2 separate regions of the Mus musculus genome follow, and region 2 is linked to region 1. The links are chromatin loops, found by intact Hi-C in ENCODE. Cell type or tissue: heart. All regions are shown on one strand. Links, peaks and the distances in the headings refer to the core of each region. The heading gives the core; the rest is flanking DNA. Region 1 overlaps Tmem114 (transmembrane protein 114). Region 2 has its middle 2.2 kb from the start of Carhsp1.

The links. Hi-C counts contacts between places; a loop is a spot of excess contacts. Peaks named below come from ENCODE experiments on the same cell type or tissue, not always from the same donor. Only the 100,000 strongest peaks of a DNase experiment are listed, where the experiment ranks them.
Region 2: it touches region 1 in a loop (6-fold over the local background); 40 of 42 quality-filtered maps call a loop at or near these places.

The regions. Positions count from the first base shown.
Region 1 is chr16:8,411,072-8,413,983 of GRCm38, forward strand. Tmem114 (transmembrane protein 114) reads right to left here. Exons shown (of 4, transcript NM_029070.2): 3 at 1,030-1,167. Among named protein-coding and RNA genes, the nearest start is that of Gm24579, 9.7 kb to the left of the region's middle. In heart, for the core only: a CTCF peak has its summit at 1,345 (motif pointing right); no DNase peak of the experiment used is centred there; H3K27me3 peaks cover 800 bases.
Region 2 is chr16:8,672,875-8,675,786 of GRCm38, forward strand. No RefSeq gene overlaps it. Among named protein-coding and RNA genes, the nearest start is that of Carhsp1, 2.2 kb to the left of the region's middle. In heart, for the core only: a CTCF peak has its summit at 1,533 (motif pointing left); a DNase peak (open chromatin) is centred at 1,537; H3K4me3 peaks cover 276 bases.

The sequences.
Region 1 (2,912 bases), core at 221-2,720:
TCCCAAGGCCTGTAGCCAGTCATGTAAACAGAACTGCCTCGGCCGGTGTCTGCTGACCTGGCTTTGGTTTGGACGTGGTTGATTAAGTTTGTTTGGTTAGGTTTGGTTTAAGGATGGGTTTGGGTTTTTGGAGGGTGTGGTTTGGATTTGGGTTTGAGAGGTATGGCTTGACTTGGTATTGTTTTCTGTTTGTAAAAGTTACACTGTACGGTATTATCTGGACTTCAGCTTGAGATCAACACTCAGCCTGATGGGTGTGTACTGCCATGCCCTGAAGTGTGTCACTTTCTCGCAGTAAACCTTGCACATTTTCAGAGTATGATGCACATGGCGGTAAAGTGTGTGCATGGAGTAGCTTAAGACACTGTTAAATACATGGGTCAACTCACACAACTTCTTTTTATAGTGAAACACATAAAATCTACCCTCTTGGCCACATTCAAGTGCAAGGCGTATGGATACACGGTCTATGGGTACTGACTGTAATCACAAGAATGGACAATAGATCCCTGAACTTATGCCTGCTAAATGAAGCTGAGTGCCACACAGCTGGCGTGTCCCCAGACCCATCCGCTGCTTCTACTTGTGGCTCTGTTCTGTCTCACCATGAGCTCTGCTTACTGAGAACCCAGTGAAGCCATGCATGTGCACTGTGTCCTTCTGTGCCTGGTCAGTCTGATTTCCCACATCAGAAGGGAGCAAAGACAGCGGGTGTCAGCCCACAGCTCTAAACCGGAAGCCAAGGCCATCCTTGGGAGACCAAGACAGAGAGGTGGCAGACGACACAGCTTTGCAGCGAGATGCTGGGGATGACTCCTAAGGCTGTGCCCTACCCCGTCCTTCTTCCTTCCTGGAACCAGAGATCTGGGGAGCTTAAGGCTGAAAACCACTGCCTTTCCCAGCTACTGTACTGTCACAATGGGGGGAAGCCCTTAGAGAAGCTGAGACCTGCCCCTAAAGAGGTTTACAGCACGGCGTTCACCATCAGTACAACTGTAGAGCCTAGGCCCCGGGCAGGTGTACACCTACCTCCAAAGAGAAAGAGGATCCCGGTGAGCAGCAGAAGGAGGTGAGCTCGGAGGAGGAAGCTCAAGAACCCGGTCATCCCCCCAAACACCATCACGATCAGACTGAGTGGCAATAAGATCACGAATGTCCCGTGCATAGCTAAGGAGAAGAGGGTAACAGGCACAGGGGGTTACTAATATCTAGCATCCAATCATTTACATATGTTTACCACGTACCCACAAAAGTAGGTCTACACAACTACTTCTAGTGGTAGTTAAGAACCGTGGAGACTCCTGAATGCATGGTCTGAACTGTGAGCATCTTTGCACTTACTCTCTGCAACCCCTAGAGGGCAGTGTTGTATTATTTACTTATTCTCTCAGTGCCGATTCAAGAGCCGGCTATTCTAATGAGTATGCAAAGGACCAAGTAAGTCTAAGAGATAAACACCACCAAGTCTGGGGGAAAATCTAGTTCCCTTCTAGCTGAGGACAGTGACAAGTGGTGAGCAGAGGCGGTGGAGAAAGAACAGCTTATAAAATCCCTACACCTGGGGCTGGAGAGATGGCTCAGTGGTTTAGAGTACGAGCTGCTCTTGCAGGGACCTGGGTTTCATTCCCAGGTGTGAGAAATTAACTAATTTTTTAAAACATACAAGGTCAGGTGTGGTGGCACACTCCTTTAATCCCACCACTCGGGAGGTAGAGGCATGCCGATCTCTGTGAGTTCAAGACCAGCCTGGTCTACAAAATGAGTTCCAGGACAGCCAGGGCTGTTAAACAGAAAAACTGTGTCTTGAAAAACAAAAACAAAACCCTATACTCATGTTCTGCCTCTGCCTGGTCCTGTCCCAAATTACAGACACATCATAAATTCAAGGCACATGACTCATTTTATCCTGGGAGGGGGGGCATGGATCTAATCTCATCCCACACCCCAAACCCTTGGTGATCTTAACAATAAAACATTAATGCAATACAGGGGTTAGTGAGATGGCTCCATTGGCAAAACCACTGGCCATGTTTGCCTGAAGACAGGAGGAGAAAGCTAAGGCTACAAAGCTGTCCTCAGGTCTCTCTGTGGGCTGTGCTACACCTGTTCACACACCACACACGATAATGAACAAGATTTTAAACCTGTCATACAGGCAGTCTCTGACTGTGATCTGGGGGTCTATCTGTAAAAATAGTAGAATGGGTGGAAATTGCCCTTTCAATTTTGACCTTTTCTGCGGGTGCTAGAGATTTGAACTTGGATTCTCACCCTTGAGCCACAAGCTCTTTACTCTCTAGACCATCTCCTCGGCCCTTCCCCCCAGGGCATATTAAATTCAGCAGATGACTAGATGCTGTCTGCTAGGAGCCCAGCTCCACAGTCCAGAGACAAAGATGAATAGCTCACGGACAGTACACCCTGTGGATGAGCTGATAGACTGCACACAGGGATTAGCATCAAGACCACGGTGCTACACAATCCTCAAAAGCCATTAAACAAATCAACAGCCTCAACCACCAGGCGCACTGGCACTCGTGTGTCCCTCAGTGTCTCAGGATCGGCCGAGCACCGGCTGCTCACATTCCCATCCCCAGGGCTCCAGTGTCTGTTCTAACATAACAAGCTGGGGGTAGCTTTGCAACCTCAGTTTTCTCATCTGTCAAATGGAGAGCCAACAAATAGCCCATCCTCTGAGCCTGTGAGTTGGGGACTCGGTACATGAAAGGAAAACACCAATCATGGTGGGGCTGGAGAGATAGGTCTGTCCATTAAGCACCTGTTGTACAAACATCGGGACCTGAGTTTGAAAGCTTAAAGAAAGTGGGGTGCAACAGCAGCATCTGTAACTCCAGTACTGGCAATGTGGAAAAGTGCATCGTCTTTTGTTTGTTTTGATTCTCAAGACAGGG
Region 2 (2,912 bases), core at 193-2,692, 260 kb after region 1:
AGAGCCCAGCTGGTTGTTGGTGGAGCCATCCCTGGGCTAGTGGTCCTGGGTTCTATAAGAAAGCAGGCTGTGTAAGTCATGAGGAGCAAGCCAGTAAGCAGCTGTCCTCCATGGCCTCTGTATCAGCTCCTGCCCAGTTCCTGTCTTAACTTCCTTCAATAATTAACAGAAACATGGAAGTGTAAGCCAAATAAACCTCTTTCTCCCCAGTTTGCTTTTTGATCAATGGTGTTTTCATGGCAGCAATAGAAACCCTTAAGATACTTTATCTGTGGAAGTAAATGGTGTTTCTTCCAATTTTCAGAAAAGGAAACTGAGGCACAGAGACATGCTGTGATCTATCTCCATGGCCAACAAAGAGAGCAAGCCCTCAGCGTGACCCCCCCCCCAGGGTCAAATTCATATTTCCTAGGTGTGGGAAAGAGGTTCCCTGTAGGTGTGGTAGGCAGCAGCCCCCAGTCTTCCAAGAGATAGCTCATCCCTACTGAGACCCTCTAGACCTACCCCCAGGGCATGCTGAACCATCAAAATCAAGAAAGCCAACTCCTCAGGCAAAGAGAAGGGCTCCCTCGGCTCTCTGGCAGGGGGACTAGAAAATGGTACAGTCACCATTCAGGAAGGAAAAAAAAAAAAAAAGACAGATGCCCAGGCACGTGCCCACGAGGAGACTGAAGTATATAGTCACACAAGCTTTTTGGACCCCTCCATGATCGGTTTATTTATTTTTGAGGCAGTCTTCTGTGACCCAGTATGATTATGAACCATGGCTGTCACCTTTACTGGATCTGCAGTCACCTAAAGAGACAAGTCTCTGTGTATATCTTCTTGGCTAGGGAAATTAAAACGAGAAGGGCCGCCCTAACTGGAGACAGCAGTAAAACCTTTTTGGGTTTCGCCAGCTTGCTTTCCTGTCTTCATGATGGGTGCATCTGCTTTGTTGCTGTTGCTGCTTCCACCATCCTTCATGAACATCAAAACCTAGCGTTTTCCACCTTCCAATCTGGACCAAAGACCAGCGACTCTCCTGGAATCCTCCCGATGTTTAGTGCTAGGTTGGGCATTCTGTGTTCCTCTGTTCTCCGCCTTCTGCTTTGCAGCAGTGTCTCTCACTAATCTAGAATCTTGCCATTTTAGCTCATCAGCAAGCTCTCAGGAGTCACTCATCTCAACCCCAGTTCCCAGCGTTGCAAGCATGTGCAGCTATGCCTGGCTACTCCTGTGGGCACTGAGGGCTCCCGCTCAGATCTGTTGCCTGTAGAGCATGCACTGTAACGCACTAAGCCGTTTCTCCCCTGGCCTATGTCACTTTATGCCAGACTTTGTGCTAGACGTCGGGACGTGAAATAAGCATCCAGCTTGTCTCCATCTGAGAGGGCAGAGACTTCGGATAAACACTAGGCAGGTCCTGCAGAACACTGGACACAGTCTCGGGGATATCCAAGAAAGGGGAACTACACCTAAACCCATTTCTCAGTTCCTGTCCCTCTCTCTCCTGTTCACGGCTCAACACCGCCCTCTAGAGGGAATTTGAAGACAGTGTGAGGGGGGTCCTCCTGATGAGGGGTTCCTGTTCCTGAGGTTGGTAGCCAGGGATGAGGAACAGGCTTGGGGTCTACAGACGAGGCCCCCAGCTCTGCTCCCACACTTGTATCTGTGGGACTAAGGACCTGTACAAGGCTGGACCCTACCTAATTGGACCCCACCAGCTTTTACGTCTAATTCTGAAATAGATATATCAAGACAATTTGTGGATTTTCCAGGGAGGCTGGGGCCAGCTAGGCTGAGATGTTTCTATGATGTGGGACCCATGACAAGGAATCAGTCTTCCATCTTCCGGGTCCTGTAAACCCAGGCACCAGAAACAGGAAACCACTGCAATAGTCAGGTGTGTGTTTGTTTGTTTTGGTTTTTCGAGACAGGGTTTCTCTGTATAACTCAGAAATCTGCCTGCTCTGCTTCCCAAGTGCTGGGATTAAAGGCGTGCGCCACCACCGCCCGGCTTGTTTATTTTTATAAGATGGACTCTCATGTCATCCACACTAGATTCAAACTCACTATATAGCTGAAGATGAGCTGGAATTTCTGATTTTCCTGACCTGAAACTCAAAACAATCCTCCTGCCCCAGCATCCTGAGTTCTGAGATTGCAAGCATGTACCACCATGCCTAGCATTCCTCAAATTCTCATGTGTGTGTAGGGGGGTGCGGGGGGCAGAGAGAGGGAGATTGGTGGTGGGTGCTTGTACCACGCATGCTCTGGAGGGTAGAGAACAACTCCCACCTTTACGTGGGCTCCAGGTCACCAGGCTTACATGGAAGCCTCCGCCCACTCTGAGCCTCTATTTGAGACGGGGTCTCATATAGCCCAGGCTGGCCTTGATCAGTTCAGTAGCTGATGATGACCTCAAAGTTGTGATTCTCTTGATCCAGCCTCCCATATATCAGGATCACAGGCATATGGCACCATGCCTGAGTCTCTCTGATTATTTTATTTTATTTTATTTTTTTAAAGATTTATTTATTATATGTAAGTACATTGTAGCTGTCTTCAGACACTCCAGAAGAGGGAGTCAGCTCTCGTTACGGATGGTTGTGAGCCACCATGTGGTTGCTGGGATTTGAACTCTGGACCTTCAGAAGAGCAGTCGGGTGCTCTTACCCACTGAGCCATCTCACCAGCCCTCTCTGATTATTTTAAAGGTACCGCATCTCTTGAAGAGTTTGGTGACCAGGGTGAGAAGGGTCCAGTCCAGCTGAGTGAAGGCAGGAACATGGAGCAGGGGACGGGTGGCAGGTGGGGAATCTGGTCTCCTGAGGCTCTTCATATGCAAGAGGAACAGTGTGGTCAGCGCCTGCATTGGGAGGGTGTCTGCACTGTGGACACGCCCGTGTGTAGGCAGACGCTGGCACACA